Regions from separate parts of the Homo sapiens genome. Here all the other regions are linked to region 4. A link is a contact called in ENCODE Hi-C or POLR2A ChIA-PET data. All regions are on one chromosome and are shown on one strand. The core of a region is the stretch at or near the end of the contact, and the rest is flanking DNA. Distances in the headings are between cores, read along the strand shown. Region 1 has its middle 65 kb from the start of SMOX. Region 2 overlaps PANK2 (pantothenate kinase 2). Region 3 has its middle 49 kb from the start of RNF24. Region 4 overlaps RNF24 (ring finger protein 24).

Region 1 (7,106 bases), core at 1,475-3,974, 93 kb after region 4:
TGGTCTCAAACTCCCGACCTCGTGGTCCGCCTGCCTTGGCCTCCCAAAATGCTGGGATTATAGGCATTAGTTACCACGCCCGGCCTTTTTTTTTTTTTTTTTGAGACGAAGTCTCACTCTTGTCGCCCAGGCTGGAGAGCAATGGTGCGATCTCGGCTCACTGCAACCTCTGCCTCCCGGGTTCAAGTGATTCTCCTGCCTCAGCCTCCCAGGTAGCTGGGATTACAGGTGTGCACCACTACGCCCAACTCATTTTTGTAATTTTAGTAGAGACGGGGTTTCACCATGTTGGCCAGGATGGTCTTGAAGTCCTGACCTCAGGTGATCCGCCCGCGTTGGCATCCCAAAGTACATTTTTTACTTTAACTGTCAAACATAATTTAGAAAAATCAAGAGGCTCATGCCTGTAATCCCAACACTGAGAGGCCGAGGCAGGAGGACTGCTTGAGCCTAAGAGTTCAAGACCAGTCTGGGTAATATAGTGAGACCCCATCACTGTATCTAAAGAAGAGGCCTGGCACGGTGGCTCATGCCTGTAATCCCAGCACTTTGGGAGGCCGAGGCAGGTGGATCATGAGGTCAAGAGATCGAGACCATGCTGGCCAACGTGGTGAAATCCCGACTCTACTAAAAATACAAAAATTAGCTGGGCCTGGTGGCGCGTGCCTGTAGTCCCAGCTACTTGGGAGGCTGAGGCAGGAGAATCGCTCGAACTCGGGAGGCCAAGATCACGCCATTGCACTTCAGCCTGGCGACAGGGCAAGACTCCATCTAAAAAAAAAAAAAAAAAAGAAAGGAAGAAAGAAAGAAAGAAAACTCAAGAGGATAAGGAAAGTCTGTTGTATTTATCCATATTTTTGTGCTTTTCATTGTTCTTTCTTCTTTACTGTTGTTCTAAGATCCTTCATTCAGCCAGGTGTGGTGGCTCACGCCTGTAATCCCAGCACTTTGGGAGGTCGAGGCTGGTGGATCATGAGGTCAGGAGTTCGAGCCCAGCCTTGCCAATATGGTGAAATCCCGTCTCTACTAAAAATACAAAAAATTTAGCCGGGCATGGTGGCGTGTGCCTGTAGTCCCAGCTACTCAGGAGGCTGAGACAGAAGAATCGCTTGAATCTGGGAGGCAGATGTTGCAGTGAGCTGAGATTGCACCACTGCACTCCAGCCTGGTGACAGAACGAGACTCTGTCTCAACAAAAAAAAAAAAAAAGAAAAAAGAAAAATTCCTTTGTTCATCATTTCCTTTCTGTTTAGACAACTTCTTTTTAGTCATTCCTAAATGGCAGGTGCTGACAACAAATTCTCCTGGTTCTCCTAATCTGAGAACATCTGGATTCCCGTCATTCTTGAATAATCTTTTTACTGGATATAGAATTCTGGGTTGAGAGTTCCTTTTTTTCTTTTCAGCACTAGAAAAGAAATGTGCCACTCTCTTCTGGACTTTAGGGTTTCTGATAAGAAATCTGACGTCTTTCCAATTATTTTTCTCCTGTAGGCAATGCGTCATTTCTCTCTGCTTTCAAGACTTTTTTTTTTTTTTTTGGCTTTAGTTTTTAGAAGTTTGGCCAAGATATGTTTTGATTTGAACTTCTTGGGGTTTATCCTGTTTGAGTTTCACTTAGCTTCCTGAATCTGTCGGTTCATGTCTTTTGTCAAATTTGGGACATTTTTAGCCATTATTTCTTCAAATACTTTTTCAAATGTAGATCCTTTCACCTCTCCACCTGGGTCTCTAGTGACACAAATGTTAGATCTTTTGTTACAGCCTCACAAGTCTCTTGGGTTCTGTTCATTTTTTTCTCTACTATTTTCTCTCTGTTGCTTGGATTGGGTAATCTTATTGTTCTATTTTCAAGTTCACTAATTCTTTATGCTGTCATCTCTATTTTGCTGTTCAATCCATCCATTGAATTTTAAATTTTGTTGATGTATATTTTGGTTCTAAAATTTCCATTTAGTTCTTTTTTTTTTTTTGAGAAGGAGTCTTGGTCTGTCGCCCAGGCTGGAGTGCAGTGGCGCAAACATCTCGGCTCACTGCAAGCTCCACCTCCTGGGTTTAAGGGATTCTTCTGTCTCAGCCTCTTGAGTACCTGGGATTAGAGGCAGGCACCCCCACGCCTGGCTAATTTTTGTATTTTTAGTAGAGATGGGGTTTCCACCATGTTGGCCAGGCTGGTCTTGAGCCCCTGACCTCAAATGATCCACCCGTCTCAGCCTCCCAAAGTGTTGGGATTACAGGCATGAGCCACTGTGCCTGGCCTCCATTTGGTTCTTTTTTATGTCTCCTGTTTCTTTGCTGAGACCCACGACTTTCTGTTCCTTTGCTGAGACTTTCTATTTTTGTGTGTTTTTTTCAAGGGTTTGTAGTTGCTCATTGAAGCATTTTCATGATGGCTGCTTTGAAATTCTTGTCAGACAATTCTAATATCCATGTCACCTAGGCACTGGTGTCTGTTGATTATTTTTCCTAATTCAATTTGAGGTTTTCTTGGTTCTTGGTTTGATGAGTCATTTTCAACGGAAACCTCAACATTTTGAGTTTCTGTTGTGAGACCTTGGAGCTTCTTTAAATCTGATTTAGCAGAGGCCTCCTCTGACTTGCTCTAGGGAAAGGGGCTGCTACTTTGTTCCTGTCAGGTGAGGTGAAGGTCCAGGTTCCCCACTCTGCCTCTGTTGACAGTCAGGGTCAGGGAAGGAGCGCCTCATCACTGTTGGGCAGTGGGTAGGGTTCAGGCTTCCTACTAGGTCTCCATCGACAACACCCTGGCTGGGAGGGGCAGAGTTCCCTTGTCACTGCTTCACATGTGACCTCCACTGATACTGTGGGGAAGCAGGATAGCCTTGTTACCGTTTGGCAGTTGCGAAAGTCCTGAGTCTCCACCAGGCTTCCTCTGAGACCACTGGAGAGGGGGCGGGGGAGAGGAGGGGGGCGGGGGAGAGGAGGGGGGCGGGGGAGAGGAGGGGGGCGGGGGAGAGGAGGAGGGCGGGGGAGAGGAGGAGGGCGGGGGAGAGGAGGAGGGGTGCTCCGTTACCACCAGCTGGGAATGAAAGTCCAGGCTTCCCATGTGGTCTCCACTGACACCCCTGGGAAGGGAGACCTCATTGCTGCCCAGCGGGATAAAAGTCCTGGCTTCCCACCCAGCTTTTTCTGACACTAGCCTGGCCAGGGGGAAGGAGATTGAAACCTCATGATAGCCTGAAGCCGTGAAGTCCAGCCTGAGCCTAGCCATGAAGCCGAGGCTCCCCACTCAGCCTTTGATGGTGCGGGTGGGGGTGGGGTCTTACATTTTTTCCTATGGTATTTGGCTGGCACAGAACGATCATTGTCTAAAAGTTTTCTGTTTTGCTAGGCCACTCCATCTTGGTCCTTTGGCAAGCAGAGCAGGATTTTCTTGGGCTTTTGTGGGGCATCTATTCCCATTGTTGTTTCCAGAATGCTGGCTTCTTTGCACACTGTCTGGGATATATGAGCCAAAAAGATAAACCCAGAGAACTCATTGCTGTGTCATTCCCTAGGCCCCAAAGTCCCTAGCTGGTTTGCCTTCTTCTCTCTGCTTTCAGATGCTTGTTTTATAGGCAGTATCTAGGGTTTTTAGCCATATTTACTGGAAAGAATAGGAAAAAACACATCTACTCCATATTTCTGAGAGTTGAGGTGTCATAGGTTGATTTAACCATGCCACTGATGCCTTTAGCTCTATCTGCCATGCAGCAGGTATCTTCTAGGTCCTTCATGGGGACCAGGCACTAGTTGAGGCCAAAGAGGAGACAAAGACTGACTCTGACTTCAGGAGCTCACAGTTTTGCGGGAACACAGGACTTTGCCCCAGGTAAGCTTGGATAGTGAAGAATAAGATGCTATAGAGGAAGGAATTACTTGAATGGCCTGGTTGGGGAGAGCTTCCTGGGAGGGTGAAAGTGGAGATAGAGTATTTTGGTAAATTTTAGAGAGGAGCTGCAGGAAGTACAGGTGCCAGGAGAGGAGCAGAGGTCCAGAGGGGTAAGTAGGGATGGCAGGAGGCAGCAGGGAGAGAGCTTGCCTGGTTGGGCCCTCAGGTGAAGCGAATGAGCCTGAAGGACACCATGCACAGGGGCTTGACAGTAGTATCTTCAGAACAGGAATCTGGGGATCAACTGTGACATGGCAATTGTGTGGGTGAGCAAAGATGGTGGCCTGGCCAGTGCAGTGGCTATGGGGTGGAGAGGAGAGAACAGGATCAAGAGGCATTTAGAAGGTAGAACTGATGGGTGTCTGGATTGATCTGGGGAAGAAAGAGAGAGGAATTAGATATGAGGCTGAGATTTCCAGCTGAGGTCTCTGGGGAAGAATGGTGCCATAAACACGCAGAGAGAGAAGACAGAGAGGGGAACCAATCTTTGGAATAAGAGGATGAGATTTTGGCCACTGGTACCCAGAGGCCCTTCTTCAGAGAATGATGCAATGAGACCGAGGTGAATATTTTCTCTGAGCACTGAAGTTTCAGATCAAATAAGCAACAGATTTCTGCTCTGTGAAAGCCCTGTAGTCGAAAGGCAGTACATTGCAAATTTCAAAGAATAAGGCACTATCCTCTACTTTTGAGAGAAAGAAATGGAAGTCACACGCCAAAAAGTTGAAGTCTCTCCTAGACTCAGATGTCCTCAGTCTTCATCACTCTCTCTGGGTCTGATGGTCAGGAGGCCTAATGCTCAAGCTGTAAGGCGAGGCTCCTTAGAACCACTTGAGTCACCTGTCCGAAGCTGAATTGCATGATGGCTTCATTCAGAGCCACCCAAATCATTCTGGCCAATCACGGGCAACTGTGGATGGTTCAATGGCACCTTCCTTTCAGAGAATAGAAGTCCCAGGAGGGCAGGGGTCTTTGTCTGATTTGTTCACTGAAGAATCCCAGGTGTCTAATAGGCTGCTGGTATATAGTAGATGCTAAATAAATACTGGTTAAATAAATGAAGGATTGCAATGGGTTTGGGGGAAGTCTGAGGCCAGGGTTAGGGGTCACACCAAGGTCAGGTTTTTAAAGTATAGGATCCCATTTTTGGTACTGAAACGTGGTTGGGGTATTTAGGGGTCTGCCTATTGGGACAAAGGTTTCTTGGAGGACATCGCACACCTCTCAACCTGAGGACTCCTTATGGGCTCAGGGGAGCAGCTACTGGCTGAGATTTTTAAAGCAGGGTCTCAGTCAGTGAAAGCCTGGCTTGCTTTCCCTGAAGAGAGCTATGCGCGTGCCTGGCCATGGGGCTCACAGCTGCCCCCTGGTGGTCAGCCACAGCCCCCTGCCAACCCTTGGGCGTGGTATTTTTCCAGCCTTAAGTCAGGCAGCAACGGCACATCCTAACGCAGGGTCCGTCTGGTTCCCGGGCCCCAGGTGGCGAGGGAACAGGAATGAGGGCTCTCCGGCACTCTCCGCTTTGCCCTTGGCCTCCTTTTTTCATCAGGGAAGACTCAGGGGAGGGCCTGCGCTGTGCCTCTCTTCAGCATCTGTGAAGATTCTGCCAGCTCCCCAGCCCCGTGCTCTCCGAGGGCATTTTTGTGCACGCAGGGCAGATTCCGGATTCCAAGAACATCAGTCATGGAATGACCTCTCTCCGGCCCCTTGGTGTGACCTCACTGTCTTGCCTCCTCCACCTGCACGTTCTTTGCCAGCCTGTAGGTCCTATCGTGGGGACTCCTCCCTGACCTCTGCCAATTTGAAGTGGGAACTCAGATGAGTGCCTCTGACTTTTTTTTTTTTTTTTTTTGAGACGGAGTCTCGCTCTGTCGCCCAGGCTGGAGTGCAGTGGCGCGATCTCGGCTCACTGCAAGCTCCGCCTCCTGGGTTCACGCCATTCTCCTGCCTCAGTCTCCCGAGTAGCTGGGACTACAGGCGCCCGCCACCACGCCCGGCTAATTTTTTTGTATTTTTAGTAGATACAGGGTTTCACCGTGTTAACCAGGATGGTTTTGATCTCCTGACCTCGTGATCCGCCCGCCTCGGCCTCCCAAAGTGCTGGGATTACAGGCGTGAGCCACCGCGCCCGACCGAGTGCCTCTGACTCTCACAAGGGCTCGTGTCTTCAGTTCCAGGCAGGCCCTGGAAGGGCATGGGGCAACATCTGGGGCGCCCCCACGGCTGCCTCTCTCTCCCCCCACGGCCCTGTGCCCCTCAGCAAAGCTTCTTCAGAACAGCTCTTTGGACAGCAGCTCTCAGGGCATCTGTAGCTGGTGCCAGCCTACACCCCCCATGCAGCTATCATGGACAGCGAGGGCATAGGCTCTGGCCATAGGACCCCACAACCAGCACCACCATGTTCTGAGTTAATGGTGGGAATTTATCTCCCAGCATGATCTGACATGGTCTGACAGCAAGCCCATGACATTCTGCCTCCATGGTGTGGACACCTGAGGCAGATGGGTTGTATGTGGGTGGGGAGATAGCCCCTTTCATCGCAGGCAGGAGGAACATGCTTAGGGTACTACGCTGTAGGGTCAGGTCTTTATGCTTCTCATCATGCAGAGCAGGCTTAGGGGCTGTGTCTGCAGCCCCTCCCTGATTCCCAGGGATGAAGAGATGGGGTAGGCTCTCCGCAGCTCTGGGGAAGTTTTATTCCCTCTTCTCCCCCTCTCTCTGCACTTCCTTCCCTCTCTTGTGTTCCATCTTAGTCCATTTCTGCTGCTATAACTGAATACCACAGACTGGGTAAGTTATAAAGAAAATAATGTATTTGGCTCACGGTTCTGGAAGCTGGCAAGGCCAAGAGCATGACGCTGGTGTCTGACTGATGAAGACTTCATGCTGCTTTATCCCATGGTGGAAGATATCACATGGTGAGGAAGCACATGTGTGAGACAGAAAGAAAACTGGCCAAACTCATCCTTTTATCAGGAAACCACTCCTGGGATAACTAACCCATTTGACTGATAACGGCATTCACCAACCTTTTAAAGGCCCCACCTCTCAACCCTGCTACAATGGGAGTTAAATTCCAACATGAGTTTTGGAGGGGACATTCAAACCATAGCATGTCCCCACCTGATCCATGCGCATTCTTTGTAGACCAGTGGTCCCCAAACTTTTTGGCACCAGGGATTGGTTTTGAGGAAGACAATTTTTCCTCAGACGGGGT
Region 2 (7,129 bases), core at 4,630-7,129, 82 kb before region 4:
AGAGAAGGTCTTTGAAAAGTAAAGTTGATCCCTTACATATGTGAAAATTGTTTTTGCACTCCCGCTTGAAAGCTTATTTGGTTGGCTGGATATAAGTTTCAAAATCATTTTCCTTATAACTTTGAAGCCAGTGCTCCGTTGTCTTCTGGCATCTGTGCTGCTGATGAAAAGTCTGATACTGACTTTTATGTGATTTATGTATCTTTATAGGAATTCAGTTTTTTCCTTATGATATCTTGAAATTTCAATAGGATGTGTCTAAGTTGTCTTCCCCTTCTCTGCTGACCGATAAACACTGTTCAGCCCTTAGAGTAACCTGATGATTGGTGTCTTCCCTTTCCCCAAGGAAATTTCTGGAACTAACATAAGATGTTGGTCCTTCTGGTTCTATATTCTCTCCCTCTCTCTTTTTTTTTTTTTTTTAGTTAGAGACAGAGTCTCAGTCTGTTACCCAGGCTGGAGTGCGGTGGCATGGTCATAGCTTGCTACGACCTTGACCTCCTGGGCTCAAGCTATCCTCTCACTTCAGCCTCTCAAGTAGCTGTGACTACAGGTGTGCGCCTGGCTAATTTTTTATTTATTTTTTATTTTTGAGACGGAATCTCACTCTGTGGCCAGACTGTAGTACAGTGGGACAATCTTGGCTCACTGCGACTTCCACCTCCCAGGTTCAAGCGATTTCCAGCCAATTTTTGTATTTTTAGTAGAGGTGGGGTTTCATCATGTTGGCCTGGCTGGTCTCGAACTCCTGACCTCAAGCGATCCACCCACCTCGGCCTCCTAAAGTGCTAGGATTACAAGCATGAGCCACCGCACCTGGCCTAGTTTTTTTTTTTTCTTTTAAAGTAGAGATGGGGTCTGGCTGTGTTGTCCTGGCTGATCTTGGACTCCTGGCTTCAAGTGATCCTCCCATCTCGGCCTCCCAAAATGCTAGGATTACAGGTGTGAGTCACTGCACCCAGCCAGGTTCCATTTTCTCTATATTGACTATATTGACCTTTCTTTCATACTTGAAAAGCATTTGGGGATAATCTTTTAATTTTGTTTTCTATTTGTTTTTTCTGTGCCCATTTTGCTGTTAAATATATCTGTCAAGTTTTATTTTAGCAATTGTTTTTTCTCTTTTATAACAGCGTCTTTAATGTTGTAATTTACATACAATAAACTGCATCCATTTAAAATATACAGTTCCATGAGTTTCGACAGATGTGTATAGACACACACACACACACACACACACACACACACACACACACACACACCCCTTTTACCCCCAAACAAGAGTTGGGTTACCAGAGTTTTTCCCTCCTCCTGTGCAGTCCAACCCCAGCTCTCAAGCCCATGATTTGCTTGCTTTCAGATGTAAAAATGATTAGCTTGCCTTTTTTTTTTTTTTCCCCCTTTTTGAGACGGAGTCTCCCTCTGTCGCCCAGGCTGGAGTACAGTGGTGCAATCTTGGCTCATTGAAATTTACTCCTCCTCCTGGGTTCAAGTGATTCTCCTGCTTCAGCCTCCCGAGTAGCTGGGATTACAGGCATGCACTGCCACACCGGGCTAATTTTTGTATTTTTAGTAGAAACGAGGTTTTGCCATGTTGGCTAGTCTGGTCTTGAATTCCTGACCTCAGGTGATCCGCCCGCCTTAGCCTCCCAAAGTGCTGGAATTACAGGCATGAGCCACGACGCCCGGCTTTTTTTTTTCTTCTTTTCCTTTTTTTTTTTTTTTTTGAGACTGAGTTTTGCTCTTGTTGCCCAGGCTGGAGTGCAATGGCATGATCTCGGCTAACTGTAACCTCTGCCTCCTGGTTCAAGTGATTCTCCTGCCTCAGCCTCCCAAGTAGCTGGGATTTCAGCGCGTTCCACCACGCCCAGCTAATTTTTTTTTTTTTTGAGATGGAGTCTCACTCCGTTGCCCAGGCTGGAGTGCAGTGGTGTGATCTCGGCTCACTGCAGCCTCCATCTCCTGGGATCAAGCGATTCTGCTGCCTCAGCTTTCTTAGTAGCTGGGATTAGAGGCATGTGCCACCACGCCCGGCTAATTTTTTTTATTTTTAGTAGAGACGTGGTTTCACCATATTGGTCAGGCTGATCTCGAACTCCTGACCTTGTGATCCGGCCGCTTCAGCCTCCCAAAGTGTTGGGATTACAGGCGTGAGCCACTGCGCCCAGCCTAATATTTTGTATTTTTAGTACATATGTTTAGTACATACGTACATACTTTAGTACAATATGATTTCACCATATTGGTCAGGCTGCTCTTGAACTCCTGACCTCAGGTGATCTGCCTGCCTTGGCCTCCCAAAGTGCTGGGATTACATTCTTGAGCCACTGTGCCCGGCCAGTTTGCATTTTCAAAAGTTTCATATAAATGGAATAATATAGTATGTAGCCTTTTGTGCAAGGTTTCTTTTACTCACCCTATTTTTGAGATTCATGAATATTAAATATGTAGTAGTTTGTCCCTTTTTTTTGGTTTTCAGAGCATTCTTTCCCACAATTAGGAAATTAACATGGACAAACTGTATTTAAATTTTGCCAATTTTGGCTGGGCATGATGACTCAGGCCTGTAATCCCAGCACTTTGGGAGGCCAAAGTGGGAGGATTGCTGGAGGCCAGGAGTTGGAGACCAGCCTGGACAACACAGTGAGACCTTGTCTCTCCAAAATAGCTGGCATGGTTGTGTTCCTGTAGTCGTAGTTACTTGGGATGATGAGGCAGGAGGATTGCTTGAGCCCAGGAGTTCAAGGTTACAGTCAGTTGTGATTGAGTTGTGATTGCACTCCAGCCTGGGAAACAGAGCAACACGCTGTCTCTAAAAATAAAAATAAAAGGTGAAAAATAAATAGAAACAGTTTTGCATGGATTCTTTTGTACGTTGTTTATTTAGTTGTATATAATTTTATCGTGTTAATTTTTGCAGCCACACACATCTGGCAATCGTTTTTTAATTTTTGATTTTTCTCTATGGTAGCTTTTTTTATGGATGAGTTATGATTTTACCTCTGAGAATATTTTTGATTCTGTTTATTCCTGCAACTCTTTCTTCAGATATTTAGTTTCTCATTTTTGTAGTGTTTATTTCCCTTGTAGTTTTTCTAGTTTGTAAAAGTGATAATCTCTGGTTTGAGAATTCCTGTTCTTCTGCCAGTGGATTCAGTGTCTGTTTACCAGTTGGTCAGGATTGATTTTAGGGGAGGTATGAGATACGTGGCAAAATATGGGGTAAAATGTCTCCTTATTTCTTCTGGGTAATAGCAGCCACCTGAGTGCCATCCTGATTCTGGGGCTCCAGTGCCTGTTTCCAGTGAAGACTTTGCTTCTGTCAGTGTTGGGGATAGAACATGGTTATTGGTAGAGGGAGTGGCCTGTCCACTTGTGCCAAACACATTTCCCCACCATCGCTTGTGACTGCACCACTGCACCAGACCTGCTTTTGTTTCCCCATGGTAGCCGCCCTGAACCTACGGCTTGGATAGAATACCCCTACGTTCTCTCTCTCACCTTCATAGCTGATCCCAGTTTTAATAGCATTCCTCTTTTGAGGCTTATGCATGGTTATTGCCTCTGTAAACCTAGTTCTGCTGCTGCTATCTCTTTTTTTTTTTTTTTTTTGAGACGGAGTCTCGCTCTGTCACCTAGGCTGGAGTGCAGTGGCATGATCTCCGCTCACTGCTCCGCCTCCCGGGTTCATGCCATTCTCCTGCCTCAGCCTGCTGAGTAGCTGGGACTACAGGCGCCCGCCACCACGCCCGGCTAATTTTTTTGTATTTTTAGTAGAGATGGGGTTTCACCTTGTTAGCCAGGATGGTCTCGATCTCCTGACCTCATGATCCTCCCGCCTCGGCCTCCCAAAGTGCTGGGATTACAGGCGTGAGCCACCACACCCGGCCTGCTATCTCTTCTTGTTTCCCAGAATTATTTTAGAAAATAATATATCAAATATATCAATAAACCCACACCCTTTTTTTTTTTTTTTTGAGGTGGAGTTTTGCTCTGTCACCCAGGCTGTAGTGCAGTAGTGCTGTCTTGGCTCACTGAAACCTCCACCTCCCGGGTTCAAGCAATTCTCCTGCCTCAGCCTCCTGAGTAGCTATGATTACAGGTGCCCGCCACCACGCCCGGCTAATTTTGTATTTTTAGTAGAGATGGGGGTTTCACCATGTTGGCCAGGCTGGTCTTGAACTCCTGACCTCAGGTGATCTGCCCTCCTCATCCTCCCAAAGTGCTGGGATTACAGGTGTGAGCCACCGTGCCCGGCCTAAACCCACATCTTTAGTAATTTCTACGATTTAGATTGGGAGGGGAAGCATGTACAGATGCTTTTTGACTTACGATGTTTATGCTACATTCCATAAACCCATCAGAAGTTCAAAATACTGTAAATCAGGCTGGGCGCAGTGGTTCACACTTGTAATCCCAGCACTTTGGGAGGCTGACCTGGGTGGACTGCTTGAGCCCAGGAGTTCAAGACCAGCCTGGCAACATGGGGAAACCCTGTTTCTACAAAAAATACAAAAATTAGGTGGGTGTGGTGGCATGCACCTTTAGTCCCAGCTGCTCAGGAGGCTGAGATAGGAGGATTACTTGAGCCCAGGAGGCAGAGGTTGCAGTGAGCTGAGATTGTGGCGTTGCATTCTAGCCTGGGTGACAGTGAGACCTTACCTCAAAAAAGAGAAAAAGAAAATACTGTAAGTCAAAATGCATTTAATATACCCAGCCTATTGAACATCATAGCTTAGCCAAACCTACCTTAAATGTGCTTAGAACCCTTATATTAGCCTACAGTTGGGCAAAATCTTCTAGCATAAAGCTAGATGATTTAATAATGAATAATATAAAAGATAATTATTTTACAATAAAATGTCGAATATCTTGTAATTTATTGAATACTGTACTAAAAATAAAAAAAACAATAAATACTTGAAGTAGAGTTTCTACTGAATGCTTATTGCACCATTGTAAATTTGAAAAATCATTACTTTGAGCCCTCATTAAATTGGGACCTTCCATATGTCTGTGCAGTCCACTTTGATCCAATCTCTTCAGGCCTTTTTTTTCTTTGAGACGGAGTGTCACTCTGTCGCCAGGCTAGAGTGCAGTGGTGCGATCTTGGCTCACTGCAGCTTCTGCCTCATGGGTTCAAGCGATTCTCCTGCCTCAGCCTCCGGAGTAGCTGGGACTACAAGCGCACGCCACCACAGCCAGCTGATTTCTGTATTTTTAGTAGAGATAGTTTCACCATGTTGGCCAGGATGATCTTGGTCTCTTGACCTTGTGATTCACCTGCCTTAGCCTCCCCAAGTGTTGGGATTACAGGCGTGAGCCACCGTGCCCAGCCCTGCCTTTTTTTTTTTTTTTTTTTTTTGAGACAGAGCCTCACTCTGTCGCCCAGGCTGGAGTGCAGTGGTGTGATCTCAGCTCACTGCAGTCTCCACCTCCCAGGTTGAAGCAGTTCTGGTTTAGATTTCCTGAGTAGCTGGTACTACAGGTGCACGTCACCATGCCTGGCTAATTTTTGTTTTAGTAGAGATGGGGTTTTACCATATTGGTCAGGCTGGTCTCAAACTTCTGACCTCAGGTGATCCACCCACCTTGGCCTCCCAAAGTGTTGAAATTACAGGTGTGAGCCACTGCGCTTGGCCTAAAGGACATTTTGGGAACCGGTGTTAATGTCTATTGAAACCTTTTATTTTTGGAATATCAGATTTTGAAAGATAAATTGACCATTGGAGGTTATATGTTACATAGGTTTGGGAATTTCCTGTTTCTAGTTTGCTGCTAAACCAGAACTCTGAAGTCTCAATGTTTTTTTTTAAGCCGATAGGAAAGAGAGATTTTCATTCTGAATCTTTGTTTTTCACAGTTGAGGCTTACGAGTAGTCATCTTGTTATTTTTAAAACACTTCATAGTGCGGTTTGCGCTTGTCTGACAGAATGGTTGGGTTGGCTCAATACTTTGATATTTTTCTTTTTCGTCTTTGCCGTAGTATTTTTTTTTTAAGTTATGCATCTAAATCAAGACAGAATCACATTTCTTTGCCCCAAAACCCTTTTGCCTAGAATTATGTTCTTTGGAAACCCTAGCGTTTGAAATAAGTTGCTACTGTGGTAAGGGTAAATTTAATTTTCAGAAAAAAGCTGTTCTGACTTATTTTTCTTCCCCATTTAGTTTTTCCATGGTTTGGACTGGATATCGGTGGAACTCTGGTCAAGCTGGTATATTTTGAACCCAAAGACATCACTGCTGAAGAAGAAGAGGAAGAAGTGGAAAGTCTTAAAAGCATTCGGAAGTACCTGACCTCCAATGTGGCTTATGGGTCTACAGGCATTCGGGACGTGCACCTCGAGCTGAAGGACCTGACTCTGTGTGGACGCAAAGGCAATCTGCACTTTATACGCTTTCCCACTCATGACATGCCTGCTTTTATTCAAATGGGCAGAGATAAAAACTTCTCGAGTCTCCACACTGTCTTTTGTGCCACTGGAGGTGGAGCGTACAAATTTGAGCAGGATTTTCTCACAGTATGCATTTTTTAGCTTATATACAATTTATGGTAATTTGATTGTTAAAAATAATGCCAGTAGCAAGTGGTGAAATAATTTCCATCTCTAATGGAACTTGAATTTTCTTGAGTCAAATGAAGATTAAAGGTACGCTAGTGATAGGAGTTGGCCATCTAGAGGTGGTTGTCTAGTTCAGATGTATGGACGACAATCAGAACCACTAAAAGGGTAGCATTTTATTGCTCCTTTAGTATGAAAAATTAGGGCATCTGCTATACGTTGAGGAAGAAACTACCTAAAAGGAACATCATTAGATCATGAACAATGAGATTGAAATATAATTAAAATCATTTCATGTCATAAAATTGTTTTCAGTCTTGTCTACCACATAATTTCTCTTGTCTCCCTCAGTTGTTTGCTGGCATGTTCACTAACTGAAAAAAATAAGGAACTCTGGTCAAAAGTGGTGTTTTCAGGCTCAGGGCTGGTCTGAGATGGGTGACTGCAGAGCCCTCCTCTCCCAGAATGCTTTCTGATGTGTTCTGTGCTGCACACTTAACTGGAGTCTCGCCACCATGTCTGGCCCCTGGGGAATGCTGCCAGGCGCTCTATCTTGCTTTCATTG
Region 3 (7,064 bases), core at 2,824-5,323, 75 kb after region 4:
CTGTAGTGGAGAAGCCCCGGGTCAGCTCAGCACTGGCTGGAGGAAGAGATCTGCTCAAGAGGTTTTTGAAGTGGTGTCCCAAATGTGTCTAACACATTCATCTTTAATGTGAGGGGGGTGTCTCCACTTCAAAGGGACACTGCAAGGATTGGGCTGAATTCCATATCTAGGTAACAAGGCACCCAGGGTTGGTGTTCTGAGGTCCTGGGAAGGATAGGGGGTGGAGGAGACCTGGCCCCCCTACTCCAGTGTGGGGCTAAAGGAGGGGGAAGCTGGAAAGGGAGCTGAGCTGGCAGAGGCTCTGCCATGTTGCTTCTCCAGGGCTGGGCAGAGGCCCAAGCAAGACAGTGGGAAGGACAGCAGGTTCCAGGACACAGGGAGGAAGGGGGCCTGGAGGGATTTCCCTGGGCCTGGAATGCAAGGATGAGGTTCCTAATAGGTGCCGTGGCCTTGTTCCTGTGAGAGGAAGGAAACTGATGAGGCCACCGAATGGAGCAGAAAAGGTGCAGTGAAAATCCTTACCGCCTCCTGCCCTGCAGCCTCTGCATAGTCACAGGGGTGACTATTTTACATCACCCCTGATCACCCACTGTGGTCCAGCCTTGATCCTTCTCAAGGTTATGAAATAATTTGCTAGCAGCCCTTGCTTTTCAAGTATATTACAGGCTAGACTAGGGGTTCTTAATTTAGGGTCCTGCAGATACAGTGTAAAAGGGTCAATAAAACTTAGTTGAAAAAAATGACATCTATACGTTGCTCTAAATTAAATTGAGCACTACCTTCAGTTATGGATTTAGGCAACAAACCACAGAGCTGAGTCTTTGTCACCAGCAGAAGCCACAGATATTTTCACATCACATGACAGTTATAGATATTTTGAAAGCTCATTTATACTTCAAGATTGCAGTAATTATTAGGCCCTCTGTTAGATATCTTGGTATGTAGTGTATTAAGGAAGAAACACATAAATCTCTCTCTCCTTTTTTTTTTTTTCTGAGACGGAGTCTTGCTCTGTCACCCAGGCTGGAGCGCAATGGGCGTGATCTCAGATTTTCCTGCCTCAGTTACCTGAGTAGCTGGGATTACAGGTGCCCGCTACCTTGCCCACCTAATTTTTGTATTTTTAGTAGAGACGAGGTTTCACCATGTTGGTCAGGCCGGTCTTGAACTCCTGACCTCAGGTGAGCCACCCGTCTCGGCCTCCCAAAGTGTCGGGATTACAGGCGTGAGCCACCGTGCCTGGCCTAAAGCATATATATTCTTATATTACACATTTTAAAATATTTTGATAACAATATTTCAATGTAATTGGCTTCCTTTGTAATCTGATATATTTTATTTTATGCATTTAAAAATATTCTTAGAGGGAGTCTATAAGGTTAACAATACAAAAAGTGCAAGAATCCCTGCACTAGATCAGGAATGGCCAGTACTGACCTGCCTGTGCTTATGGCAGACATTATGAATCAATCATGGCAGTCTTTCTAGCAGATGCCAGATGCTCTCTAGGCATTTTCTACTAACTTGTCTGCGGAGACATATGAGGTCAAATTTAGCTGCCCTTCCTGGTCTATAATGAACCAATGCAGGATAAAACAAGGCAGGATAAAGATATGATTAAGTGCTTCTTTGGCAAGCACAGCAAATTAGAGCAAAGTTTGAGACTAAGTGTGTCAAAGGAGTTGGAACAAGAAACCCTTCACAGTGAGGTAGACCCACAGTCAGGGATTTAAAGACATGATTTTGAGAGGTGGAGGAAGGAGGGTGATGGTATTCAGGGTAGGGGCAGGGGCAATGAGAGGAGGAAAGACTTATATAAACAAAGGTTTGAGGATGGAAAGAACAAGAGATTTCAGGGGACGTTGTGGCAACCAGGTTTCGGAGAAGTTGTGGGAAATGAAACTGAGAGAGCAACTTCTTTAGGAAGGTTTGAATATGAAGAATTTTGCCTCAGAAGTCCTTAAGAGGACTTCTGTGAATAGAGGACAAAGGGTGTACCAGTTTGCTTTTACCGTGCAACAAGCCATCTCAAAATTTAGTAATTTAATACCACAACCATTTATTATTTCTTACTCATTTATGGGCCTGCTGGGTGGTCCTTCTGGTCTGGGCTGGCTTAGCTGATCATGGAATTTCCTCATGCATCTGCAGTCAGCTGATTGGCAGGGGGTGGAGGGGCTGGTGGATTCAGAACAGCCTCATCATATGGTTGGTTGGCCTGACTGTTGGCTGGGCCAATGGGGGTGCCTGGGCCACATGGTTTCTCATCCTCCAGAAAGCTAGCCTGGGCTTACTTACATGGTGGCAAGACAGATTTCCAAGAGAAGAGGAAATGCATATGGCATCTTGAAGCCTAGGCTCAGAATGGGCAATTCTACCACTTCACTTCTACCGTATTTGAACTGCCAAAGCAACTCATGAGGCCAGCCTAGATTCGAGGAGTAGGAGAATAGACTGTGCCTTTTGATGGGAGAAGATACAAAGTCACACTGCAAAGGGTGTGGTTACAGGAAGAGGAATCACTGTGGCCCACCTCCTTTTTTTTTAAGAGACAAGTTCTCACTCCCAGACTGGAGCACGTGGCATAATCATAGCTCACTGCAGCCTCAAACTTCTGGGCTCAAGTGATCCTCCCACTCCAGCCTCCTGAGTAGCTGGGACTGTAGGCATACCACCATGCCCCAGCTAACTTTTTAATTTTTATTTTTGTAGAGTGGGGTCTTGCCGTGTTGCCCAGGCTGGCCTTGAACTCTGGGGATTGGGGCCACTTTTGTAATTAGTCTATCCTGGAGGGTTTGAGGGCAGCTGTGGAACATGAAATACTAGGAGAAAAGCCCCAGGGACGGGGGGCTGGTTGGGAAACAATGACAGTAGTGTTTGGGAAGATAGGGATAGGATGTTTGCCCAGACTCTGAGATGGGGTAGGCCTGAGGTGGCGAACAATAGAGGGGATGGGGAGGAAATAGGTATCTGAATTTGGGGCCTGTGGGCCAGGCAAGGAACATAACCATTCGCAGAACTGGAGATGTCAGCAGGCGGCTGATGGGATCAAGGCCTGTCTGATGTGGAGTCCTGCACTGAGAAGGCCTTGAGGCCTTGGCAGACGGCAGCCCAGGTGTGCACCTGAGTCCAGAGGCCTCTGCTACCTACAGGCTGAAAGGTCTTGTGAAGCCCATTAGCATTTCCTGCACTCACTAAGTGTTCTGCTATGCAGAGTAGGGGTAGGAATGCGAACCTTGCAGGGCTGGGAGGGAGTGAAATAGGGCTCACTGTGGCGAAGCATTTTGTAAACTCTTTTGGACTGTACACTTTTTAGTGGTTTTATGGTTTTGTTTTAAATTGAAGAGACATTAGCCACACAGATGAGGGACCTAGGAGGAAATGTGAAGGGAGAAGAGGAGGACCTGGGGTTCTGTTTGTGGGAGAGGCTGCAACTGTTAGGAGGCCGTGGGAATAGAAGGATCCAGAAACAGAGAGGGCTTGGCTTGTACAGAGTCCCTCCGGCTTGAGGCATGGGGAGTTCAGGACAGCAGCAGTGGGGGGCATTCAGTCATGACTGGCTCTGTGCTTGCCCAGTCCTTGGGGTCAGAGAGTTGGGAGTCGGGTGGTGGGAAAATTAGTCTCCCTGCCTAGTCCTCCAATTGCAAAGTCCTGGGTGGTCTGGACCGACGTCAGTGCAGCTCCCCACTCCTCCCTCGCTCCTCCTTCTTGCTGCTCTGAAAAGTCCAGCAGAGTCACTGCTTCCAGATGTGGCCTCCAGATGTGGCCTGGAGTTTTTCCAGAGGATCAAGGATGCAGAGGCAGCAGCCCAGCTCCTGGCCTTTCTTTCTCCCTCCTTCTCCAATGGGGCCTGCCCATTGCTACCCCTCCGCTGACTTCTCTTCCACCACTAGGTCAGGTACCAGGTACCCAGAGGTCCTGGCAGATAGATAAATACCATTTATAAATAAACCTGAGCCAGACACATACATCTTTATTCGTGTTGGAAAGAGTTTACATCTGGGGGAGTGGAGACCTCTCCAATGTTTCCGTTCTGAGCAGTCCCAGCGGCTCCAGAAGGAGGAAGTGAGCTGTCTCCTTGGCTGGGGACCCGCCAGGGCACTGGGCTTCGGGCCAGCCAGGGCCTGGGAGGAGCTGCTGGAAACCTGCCCCTTAATGGGAACAGCCTGGGCCCTGATGTCTCACCGGGACAGAGCCCCAGTTAGGGGGGAAAGGCAGCTGTTTTATTAGTAGCAGACCATGGAAACCAGGTGGAGCTGCTACAAGTGAGTTCTCTGGTTGCCTGGATCGGTGTGTCACAGTTAGTAACGCCTGCGCTAATTCCCTGGGGCTCTTGTTAAAAATGCAGATTTTGACTCAGTTTATCTGGAGTAGGGCCTGGGGTTCTACATTTCTAACTAGTTTTCAGGTGATTCTGATGCTGCTGGTCTGTGGACTACATTTTGAGTAGGAAGGTTCTAGACTGGACGTCTAAAACATGCCTCTACTTTCCTCTATTTTTTTGTGTGTGTACGTTTCTGTATTTTTTTTGTACACATTTTGTATTTTCTGTAGCTTTTCCTGTTTTTTTTCCCCAGTCTGTTTTTAATTCAAAAAGTACCAAAGAGTAGGTAGTGAAAAGTCTCCTCATATCCCTGCCCCCAGCAACCCAGCCATCCCTTCCCATGGCCAGCCAGTGTTGTTGTTTTTTTGTGTACATCCTTTAAGAGACATTTTATGAATATACAGGCAAATATATAGTTCCTCTTCTGTCTCCCTGCCCTGTTTTGGTTATTATCTGATGTGTACTAGTACACATCTTTCTTTATTATGCAACGTACCTTGGAGATTGCACTGGCTCCTTCTTTTTTTTTTTTTTTTTAATTTTTCAGATATTTTTCAGTGATGGATTTCTTTTTTAAAGTTGCACAGTTTTATTATACACCACAACTTACCAAGCAGATTCCTTGTTGATGAATACTTGGTTTTGTCCAACCTTTTGCTCTTGTGCAGTACATATATTAATCACTTGGCAAAGGCCTACAAGTGGAAATGCAGGGTCAAAGAGTCTGTGCATTTGTAATTTTGATGAATATTGCCAAACTTACCTCCCCAGAGAGGTTGTGCTAACAACATGTGAGAGAGAGCCTATTTCCTGTGCTCTCCCAACACCGTGTGTTAACAAACTTTTTTATCTTTGCCAGTCTCATATGTGAAAAACGGTAACTGCTGTTTTTGAAACTCTCTCTTCCTTCAGCTTCCATGACTCTCTTCAACAATATATTTGTCAGAGGGTCACTGCATTCGTCTTCTCTGGGCCAGCCAACTTATCAGCACTGGGGTTCCGAAGAAGACCAACACTAATAATCCTTGCTCTTGCCTCTGGAAGGGAAGACAAAAAAATTAATTTGTTAATGATGACCAATGAATGGGATGAGAGCTATGATAAGGGGGTGACTTCTTAAGGCAGCACTTCTTACACCTCAATGTGCACACACATCAACTGAGGACCTTGTAAAAATGCAGACTCCGAATCAGCAGGTCTCGTTGTGGGTCTGAGATTCTGTGGTTCCAACGAGCTCCCAGGTGAAGAAGTTGCTGTTGGTCCCAGGACTACATTTTGGGTACCTAAAACAAGGGCTGGCAAACTTTTTCTGAAAAGGACAAGAGAGTGGATATTTTAGGTGTCATGGGCCACATGTGGGTCTCTGGTGCAGTTATTCAACTCTGCCTTTGAAAGCAACTGTACGATATGTAAATGAATGGGTGTGGTTGTGTTCCAATATAATTTTATTTACAAAACAGCTGGCTGTGTTTGCTGACCCTTGGCCATAGGCATCCAATAAATAACCTATTGAAGCAATGAGTGAACGATGTCATTGGGCAGTAGTAGGGGCCTGAGCTAATCTAGGGGTCAGGGGATACCTGAAAAAAAGGCATATTTGTCAGAGTCCTACGGGGAAAACAAAAGCCAAAAGCCAATGTTTAAAGAGGGGTAATGACACGCAGGGAATGGGTTACGTGGGTAATGGAAGAGCTGAGAAGTTACTTAGATGCAACCCAGAGATTAGCAACAGCAGGAAGCTGTTACCAATCACCCTGGGTAGGATGAGGAGAGCGGTGAGGAGCTCTCAGATCACCACCTGCTAGGACTGGAACCATGGTGGATGTACCTACTGGGAGCTTGGAGCCCTGGATAGACCCAGCTAGGGTCAGAGACTCTTGGAAGAATCTCATTTCTTCCTGCTCTTTCATCTTCCACCTTTTGGTCAAAATCAGCTGTCATCCAGTCTATACAGGAACCTGCGGGGGCCAACCTCTGCCCTCTAGCTCAGAGCAGGGGCAGTCAAAGCATGATGTGAGGCCAATAAGCCTAGGCCTAAGGGATATTTAGAGTGACTGTGAAAGTGTAGGTAGTTGACCAGGCATACCAGGGAGGGAGGGAGGGTGTATCAGACACAGAGGACAGGCTTAGGGTGTGTAGGGGTGAATGGTGTGGGATGAGGCTGGTAGGGAGGCCACTCCTTTAAGCAGGATGAGATTTATGCTTTAGAACAGAGGCTGGCAAACATCTCTGTCACACAGTTTTCTTTGTTTTGTTTAAAAACAAATGTAAAAACTGTAAAAACCATTCATGGCACATAGGCTACACAAAAACAGGCCACAGGCAGTGTTTGGTTCATGGGCTGTAGTTTGCCAGCCTGGTTTTGAAAGATCCACTTTAGAGGGATGGATTGGAACAGACAAGAGGCTGAGAGAGGCAGAAGGGCTGGAGAGGAGACTGCTGGAGCTACCAGGTGGGAGACGATGAGAGCCCAGTTGTTGGTCATCATAGTGGACAGAAGGGAGGGACTTAGAATTGTAGAATGCACAGGACACAGAATTAGCTGGTCTCAACAAAAGGTCTAAGCCTGGTCTGGAGGGATGTGCAATTGGGCACATTGACTATTCCTCTGATTAGCTCGGAATCCCTTCATCCCTTGCTTCAGGGAGACAGAGGGAAATCCTGTCATCCTGGAGAATGAAATTCACTATGGCCCGCCTTTCCCCTCCCCAGTCCTCTCTTTGGGTGGAATGCATGGAGG
Region 4 (7,902 bases), core at 4,641-7,140:
GCCTAGCCAACATGGTGAAACCCTATCTCTATTAAAAATACAAAAATTAGCTGGGCATGGTGATGTGCACCTGTAGTCCCAACTACTTGGGAGGCTGAGGCAGGAGAATCACTTGAACCCAGGAGGTGGAGGCTGCAGTGAGCCGAGATCGCGCCACTGCACTCCAGCCTGGGTGACAGAGTGAGACTTGGTCTCAAAAAAAAAAAAAAAAAAAAAAAAACAAGTGAAAAAGTCTGGGCACAGTGGCTCATGCCAGTAATCCCAGTGCTTTGGGAGGCTAGGGTAGGAGGACAACTTGAGCCTGGGAGTTTGAAACCAGGCTGAGCAATATAGCAATACCCAGGCAAGGTGGGGTACACCTGTAGTCCTAGCTACTCAGGAGGCTGAGGTGGGAAGACTGCTTGAGCCCAGGAATTGGAGTCTGCGGTGAGCTATGACCAGATCATACCACTGCACTCCAGTTTCGGTAACAGAGCTAGACCCTGTCTCTTAAAAAAAAAAAAGAAAAGAAAAGAAAGCTTTTGGCAAATTAGAAGTAATTCACTTCTTCATTGAGTACCTTTATGGCCTCTTGTGAGCTTCGGTTATCAAGATTTTCCCAGGACCTAGTCATCCCTGGCAAGGCTGCATTTCTGGATATTTGAGGACCAGACACTGTAATGCAGCACCTCCGGTGGATATCCTGCACTGAGAGGTTTTGAGCCTCAGCACCTAAGCTGGCCCTCCTGAATGATACCACTGCCTCACTTCCTTTAAGGTGCTCTAGTCTCTACAACTTATATTTCAAAGGTCTCCCTCTGTATTCCCAGTCTTTTATGATATTTTATAATCTGTAAACTTAATTATTTGAAATAGACATCAGGGTTCCACCAGGGAAAAAGAGATCAGGGTTCAAAAATCTTTTATCTTCAAAAGGCAGACAGCTAGGCAAGAAATGGCTGGTGTTCCGTAAACATTTTTCTAAGAGTATCTTCTCTCTATTGTTTGAGTTTAAAGTTTGAGGTTATCCTTATTTTTTATTCTTCAGAGGATAACTCTTCTTTCTTTCAAGCTTTTTTTTTTTCTTTCAAATCTCAGTATACACCAGAAGACTTCTTTCCAGTTTTAAGAAACTGACAAGTAGGTATTTGGGTATTTTGTCTTTAAGTACCAAATCTGGAAATAAGTAACTCCGAAACCTCTCAGTCTGTAGGCAAAAGTCTATTTTTCTACAGTAACTTCTTTAATGTTTCCTTTTCTGAGGCTTCCTCCGATTTACACTCCTTCCCATTATTTAAAGGGCAGTTGGGCGGGGGAACAACAACAACCACAACAACAACCACCTAGGTTTATTGGAATTGCCATAATCAATTTGTCTATTCCATCTATGTTTTAATCGGGATCTTTCCATTTAGCCTTAATTTTACTGACTACCTCATTATTTCGATTCCATTTTTTCATCAAAGGATGTTGTAATTTTAAAATATGTTTCATCGCAATGTTTTAGCTTTTTTTCATCTAATTCTAACCAGATGTATATATTTGTTTGAGAAAGGGTCTCACTATGTTGCCTTGGCTGGACTTGAACTCCTGAGCACCAGCAATCCTCCTGCTTCAGCCTCCAGAGTAGCTGGGCTTATAGATGTGTGGCACCATGCCTCACATTTAATCTACTTATTTTTTTTCCCTGATCAGTTCCTTTTAATAGCCTTTGTGTTTTTTATCCTTTCCAGCCCTGTTACTGACAATTCCAATTTCTTCACATTTTGGATTTTTTCTGTTTCTTCTGCTACCATTGTTTTCTCTGGGTTTGTGCACAGCTTTTCTCTTTGCTGCTGTTCCACAGTTCTAAAATCCAGCCTGAGGTGCTATCTTTGTTTACCGTAATTGAAGTTTGTCTACTTGAATATTTTTTAAAAATTCAGATGTTTGTTATTTTGGTGAGTCTATTTTTACTCTGCCATATTCCTAGTAATTTTTTTTTTTTTTTTTTTGGTGAGATGCAGTTTCGGTCTTGTTGCCCAGGCTGGAGTGCAATGGCACGATCTTGGCTCACCCCAACCTCAGCCTCCTGGGTTCAAGCGAATTCTCCTACCTCCGCCTCCTGGGTTCAAGCGAATTCTCCTACCTCCGCCTCCCGAGTAGCTGAGATTATTGACATGTGCCACCACGCCCGGCTAATTTTGTATTTTTAATAGAGATGGGGTTTCTCCTAGTAGAGGTCTGGTTTCTCCTTGAAGACAGTTTGAGGCTGGTCTTGAACTCCTGACCTCAGGCCTTGGCTTCCCAAAGTGCTGGGATTACAAGCGTGAGCCACCATGCCTGGCCATTTTCTCTATTTTTATGTAATGATGAAATCTATTTTCAATGTAAATCATTCTATTAGATCTTTATGAGACTTCACTTTGAGGGCAAAGAAGAATTTGACGTCTCATGTTCCCTTTGTTTTTTAACTGTTCTTTTCACAGGTATGGATTTAATTCTTTTCTTTCTTCCTTCCCTTTCCTCCTTCCTTCCTTTTCCTCCTTGCCTCCTTCCTCCCTTCCTCCCTCCCTCCTCACTCTGTCGCTTGGATTGGGTGCAGTAGTGCAATCATACCTCACTGCAGCCTCGACCTCCTGAGCTCAAGGGATCCTCCTGCCTCAGCTTCCCGAGTGGCTGGGACTACAGGCACATGTCACCATACTCAGCTATTTTTTGAATTTATTTTTTGTAGAGATGGGGTTTAACCATGTTGCCCAGGTTGGTCTTGAACTCCTGGCCTCAAGTGATCCCCCCTGCCTTGGCCTCCCAAAGTGTTGGGATCAGAGGCATGAGCCACCATGCCCAGCGCCTTTCTTCTTCTGTTTTTGTGCCTTAGATTCAGTAGAACTCAAATTCCCTCCTGACATCTATATCCCAGGCATGAGTGTGCATGCAGTATAATTTTTTTTTTTTTTTTGAGACAGAGTCTCACTTTGTCACCCAGGCTAGAGTGCAGTGGCACAATCTAGGCTCACTGCAGCCTTGGCCTCTCGGGTTCAAGCAAATTTTCCTGCCTTAGCCTCCCAAGTAGCTGGGACTACAGGCACGTGCCACCATGCCCAGCTAATTTTTTTGCATTTTTAGTAGAGATGGGGTTTCGCCATGTTAGCCAGGATGGTCTTGATCTCCTGATCTCGTGATCCGCCCACCTTGGCCTTTTTTTTCTTTTTTTTAAAAGAGGCAGAGTCTTGCTGCATCACCCAAGCTGGATTGCAGTAGCATGATCATAGCTCACTGCAGCCTCAAACTCCTAGGGTCAAGGGATCCTCTTACCCTGGCTTCCTAAAGCATTGGGATTACAGGCGTAAGCCACAACTCCCAGCCCTATACTTTTACAAAGAATCTGCTAATCAACATTTAACTATTGACTTCTACATGATTCATTGTTTTTTGATTAATTGATGGCAGCACTCTTAGGAATATGGGTTAGGGGGAAACAACACAGAGTGATGCAGAGACAGAAGGAGGATGAAATAGAAGACAAGTTATAAAGGAAGAAAATACTCTCAGGTTGAAATTTACATCATAATTACACAAAGGCAGTGTGAAAAGAAATACGAAGCAATGAGCGGTTCCCATCTCAACATGAAATAAACTCTAGGGGTAATACCATAACTACTTAATTTTAGAAAAAAGCTGATTTAGTTCCCAAGAAAACATGTTTTTTTCTGCTGTGAGGAAAATCAAAACGCAACAGGACAGCAATACCTCATTTTGGCACTCAAAACTATCCTCTAATTATCTGCAGATGTTTAATTTTAAATCTCTCTCAAGTTTGATGAATGGGCCTGTGAGCCTCTTTACTCAGAGCCAATTTTTAGTCTACATTAAAGACTCATTAGCTCCTGGTTCTATTAGGTCAGCATAACAGATATCTGCAGAGCACAAAACAAATATGATTCTTAAAAATTTGGTGTTTCCATGAAAAGAATCCCATAATAGAGGATTCGATGAGCCACATGAACAGAGGTTCTGAGATTCTCATAATATTTAAAGAGCTCAGCCTCTTCTGTGATTGTACTGGACTCTTGGAAGGGGATGAGTGGGAACATAATTTAAAGAGTTTTCACTGCAGGCAGTAATTTACAGTAAACTAGAGAGTATTCACTCTTAAGAGGCTGGCTAGATATATGAGAAAAACACAAGCAAGCATAGGTAGAGATCATGTAAATTAGGGAAATTAAACAAAAATTTTCCAGATGTATAGGTAACTAATCACATATGTAAGCATCTTCACCTTCAGCAGCAGCAGCAGCTTAAAATAAAAAAAAAAAATTTTTTTTGGTATTTCAGGCTGGGCGTGGTCGCTCATGCCTATAATCCCAGCATTTTGAGAGGCCAAGGTGAGAGGACAGCTTAGGCCCACGAGTTCAAGACCAGACTGGACAACATGGCAAGACTCCGTCTCTACAAAAAAATTTAAAAATTAGCCAGGTGTGATGATATGCACCTGTGATCCCAGATACTCAGGAGGCTGAGGTGAGAAGGTTGCTTGAGCCCAGGAAGTCAATGCTGCAGTGAGCCGTGATCATGCCACTGCACTCCAGCCTGGGTGACAGAGAATGATCTTGTCTCAAAAAAATAAATAAATAAAATAAAAAATAAAAAAAATTGGTGTGTCCAGTAACTGGAATAAACAGCACTTATCATTAATGTTAACCTACTTATTCACTGGAATTAATATAGAGATGGCTCATGAAAAGAAACTCTTTTTTTTTTTTTTTTTTTTGAGACATGGTCTTGCTCTGTAGCCCAGGTTGGAATGCAGAGGTGCAATCACAGATCACTGCAGCCTCAACCTCCTGGGCTCAAGCAATCCTTCTGCCTTAGCCTCCCCAGGAGCTGCAACTATAGGCATGGACCATGAAGTCCAGCTAATTTTTTTATTTTTATAGAGATGGGGTCTTGCTATTTTGCCCAGGCTGGTCTGGAATTCTTGAGCTCAAGGGATTCTCCTGCTTTGACCTCAGAAAGTGCTGGGATTACAAGCGTGAGCCACAGCACCAGGCCCATATGAAATTTTTTGAAAAATATTTTGGATAATAGATTATGTTATTTGAAAATGGCTGTATCTTTTTTAATCCTTCAAGAAAACCAACCTGATTGTAAAGAAGAAATTAAAATGATTATTTGCAGGTGACGGTAAAATAAAAAAGAATCTTATTAAAAGAACAAAAAGAATACTTACTAATAAATACATGCAATCTGTATTAAGAAAATATAAAAGACACAAAAGAAGATGTGAATGACTAAAATACCCTCTTCTTGGTTGTAAAGACGCTAAATATTATAAAGATGTCAATTTTCCTTAAATCTATCAATTTAATGCAGATACAATTCAAAAAAACTGACAGGGTTTGTCTTTTCTGAGAGGACAAGAGTGGTAAAAAGGCTAATTCTAGTTTAAAAGTAAAAATGAAAATGAAAGCACAGCCAGAAATACTCTAAAAAAGAAAAACCTGGCCGGGCACGGTGGCTCACGCCTGTAATCCCAGCACTTTAGGAGGCCGAGGCAGGCGGATCACGAGGTCAGGAGATCAAGACCATCCTGGCTAACATGGTGAAACCCTGTCTCTACTAAAAATACAAAAAATTAGCCAGGCGTGGTGGCGGGCGCCTGTAGTCCCAGGTACTCGGGAGGCTGAGGCAGGAGAATGGCGTGAACCCTGGAGGCGGAGCTTGCAGTGAGCCAAGATTGCACCACTGCACTCCAGCCTGGGTGACAGAGCAAGACTCCATCTCAAAAAAAAAAAATAAAAAAAGAAAAACCTGTGCTGCTGACACTTGAATTGACAGATGAACAGGACAGAATAGAAATACGACAGTTGTTGTTTACCAAATATTTTCAGCTTTCCATCTTCCTTCTGCACACATGTATGACTGTATTTTCCTGCTGTTTTGTTGTGGGTAGAGTCATGTGACTAAAACTTGTCAGCGAGCTGTGAAGGGAACTGATGTATATCTCTTTCAGGCTGAACATTTTACTGATGGTGTGAGAGTCTCCAGGCCCCTCTTTCCCTTAGTCAGGAAAGCTGGTAATGTTCAAGATGGTGGCAACTCCATTAGTTTCTGAGTGAGAAGACACGGAGTAGAGCTCTCAGCCAACTCTTGATGAACATGTACCAAAAGGAAGGAAAATTCTTGTTATAAGCCATTAAGATTTTGAGGTTGTTTGTTACCACAACATAACCTAGCCTACGCTGGCAGATACAAGAAAGTTAAAGAATAGCCCAAATTAATATAGGAATCATAAAGCTGACATTTCCCATTAGAGAGAAAGAGAGAGAGATGGATTATTCACAAATGATATTGGGACAATTAGGTAGCCAGTTGAGAAAAAAAATTAAGATAGCCTTATTCTTTGTATTAAAATATATCTGAGCTGTACCTAAGGTTTAAATATAAAAAATGAAATTATGAAAATATTAAAATATATCAAAGAATTTTAAAAATAATCTCAAAATGGGGAAGGCCTTTCTAAGTAAAACTCAGAAACACCCCCAAAAAAAATCCACAGAAACTTTCTGCTTGGGGGAAAAAAGTACTCTCACACATTATCAGTGGAATTGTGAGTAGAATTATTGGCTTCCACAAGAGCAACTCAGCAAAATTATACATGCACTTACCTATTGACCCAGCAATTCCACATTTAGGAATTTATCTTTCAGATGTACTTGCATGCATACTCAAAGACACATTTGTACCAGGCTCTTCACACAAACTTGTTTATAAAAGCAAAAGGTTGGAAGCAACCTAAATATGTAATTGGTTAAGTCATAGAATATCATCACAATCTAATGTTTTACAGTTGTTAAAGAATGATACCAGGTCAGTCATGGTGGCTCACACCTGTAATCCCAGCACTTTGGGAGGCCAAGGTGGGAGGACTGCTTAAGGCCAGGAGTTAGAGACCAGCCTGGGCCAACACAGTTAAAAAAATAATATATATATACACACACACATATATATATTTTTTAATTAGCTGGGCATGGTGGCACATGCTTTTAGTCCTAGCTACTCAGGAGGCTGAGGTTAGAGGATCATCTGTGACCCAAGGTTCGAGACTACAGCAAGCTATGATCACATCACTGCATCCCAGCCAAGATGACAGAGCAAGATCCTGTCTCTAAAAATTAAAAAAAAAAATGTAGATTTGGCACAGTTCCATGATAACATTGCTAAGTAAAAAACAAAACAAAACAAAAAAACAACACACAGGACAGTGCATGTGGCATATCACCTCTGATATAAAAAGAAAAGAGAAGCTAGCTTTGTATTTGTCTAAAAAGGTCTCTAGAAAAATATATAAAAAACTGGTATCAGTGATTGAGCCTCTGACAGGGCTGGAAGGAGAATGACTTCACTGAATACCTGTTTATAATATCTTTAGTATTTTGCTGCTAGGATATGTTAATGTTACCTATTAAAGAGAATAAAAAATTTAATTGTAAATGGAATTGGAAGAAGCTATTTTTATTTTTATTTATTTTTTAAACAACTTTTTTTTTTTTTTTTTTTTTTGAGATGGAGTCTCGCTCTGCCGCCCAGGCTGGAATGCAGTGGTGCCATCTTGGCTTACTGCAACCTCCGCCTACCTGGTTCAAGTGATTCTCCTGCCTCAGCTTCCCAAGCAGCTTGGGACTACAGGCATGTGCCACCATGCCCAGCTAATTTTTTGTATTTTTAGTAGAGATAGGATTTCACCGTGTTAGCCAGGATGGTCTCGATCTCCTAACCTCATGATCCGCCTGCCTAAGTCTCCCAAAGTACAGGGATTACAGGCGTGAGCCACTGCTCCATGCCTTAAGAAGCTATTTTTAAAGAAAATTGTCCCAGTTGTTTGTAAAGATTCACAGAAATTTAAAAACCTTGATTCTTATTTAAAAGACTTAGTTGAAA

What was found. A loop is a pair of places that touch in the nucleus more often than their neighbours do. ChIA-PET counts read pairs that join two places held with the same protein, here RNA polymerase II (POLR2A). Pooled maps may share reads with other maps.
Region 1: a loop to region 4 is called in a map of CD4-positive, alpha-beta memory T cell, with 7 times the contacts of the local background. The contact joins two enhancer-like sites. A Hi-C loop is called at or near these places in 1 of 168 maps with a recorded cell type or tissue (CD4-positive, alpha-beta memory T cell) and 13 of 50 pooled maps. POLR2A ChIA-PET finds 5 or more read pairs at or near these places in 13 of 52 experiments (A549, AG04450, CD4-positive, alpha-beta T cell and 10 more).
Region 2: a loop to region 4 is called in a map of CD4-positive, alpha-beta T cell, with 1.9 times the contacts of the local background. The contact joins two enhancer-like sites. A Hi-C loop is called at or near these places in 4 of 168 maps with a recorded cell type or tissue (CD4-positive, alpha-beta T cell, CD4-positive, alpha-beta memory T cell, CD8-positive, alpha-beta T cell and 1 more), 4 of 37 single-sample maps with no recorded cell type and 13 of 50 pooled maps. POLR2A ChIA-PET finds 5 or more read pairs at or near these places in 17 of 52 experiments (A673, AG04449, BJ and 13 more).
Region 3: a loop to region 4 is called in a map of CD14-positive monocyte, with 2.5 times the contacts of the local background. The contact joins two enhancer-like sites. A Hi-C loop is called at or near these places in 1 of 168 maps with a recorded cell type or tissue (CD14-positive monocyte) and 2 of 50 pooled maps. POLR2A ChIA-PET finds 5 or more read pairs at or near these places in 6 of 52 experiments (AG04450, BJ, Caco-2 and 3 more).

Annotation. Positions count from the first base shown.
Region 1 is chr20:4,080,172-4,087,277 of GRCh38, forward strand. No RefSeq gene overlaps it. Among named protein-coding and RNA genes, the nearest start is that of SMOX, 65 kb to the right of the region's middle. RefSeq lists enhancers at 2,066-2,265, 2,179-2,680, 2,681-3,180 and a cis regulatory region at 2,550-3,247. Within about 2 kb of position 2,725, at least 24 of the 41 ENCODE cell types and tissues checked have a DNase peak (open chromatin) inside an H3K27ac peak, as active enhancers do; they include CD4-positive, alpha-beta T cell, where a contact is called at or near this core.
Region 2 is chr20:3,901,757-3,908,885 of GRCh38, forward strand. PANK2 (pantothenate kinase 2) reads left to right here. Exons shown (of 7, transcript NM_001386393.1): 2 at 6,170-6,522. Among named protein-coding and RNA genes, the nearest start is that of MIR103A2, 12 kb to the right of the region's middle. RefSeq lists enhancers at 3,760-4,260, 4,982-5,061. Within about 2 kb of position 5,880, at least 9 of the 41 ENCODE cell types and tissues checked have a DNase peak (open chromatin) inside an H3K27ac peak, as active enhancers do; they include CD4-positive, alpha-beta T cell and CD8-positive, alpha-beta T cell, where a contact is called at or near this core.
Region 3 is chr20:4,060,663-4,067,726 of GRCh38, forward strand. No RefSeq gene overlaps it. Among named protein-coding and RNA genes, the nearest start is that of RNF24, 49 kb to the left of the region's middle. RefSeq lists an enhancer at 2,583-3,471. Within about 2 kb of position 4,074, at least 32 of the 41 ENCODE cell types and tissues checked have a DNase peak (open chromatin) inside an H3K27ac peak, as active enhancers do; they include CD14-positive monocyte, where a contact is called at or near this core.
Region 4 is chr20:3,983,746-3,991,647 of GRCh38, forward strand. The region is part of intron 1 of RNF24 (ring finger protein 24); the gene reads right to left. Among named protein-coding and RNA genes, the nearest start is that of RNF24, 28 kb to the right of the region's middle. Within about 2 kb of position 5,891, at least 4 of the 41 ENCODE cell types and tissues checked have a DNase peak (open chromatin) inside an H3K27ac peak, as active enhancers do; they include CD14-positive monocyte, CD4-positive, alpha-beta T cell and CD8-positive, alpha-beta T cell, where a contact is called at or near this core.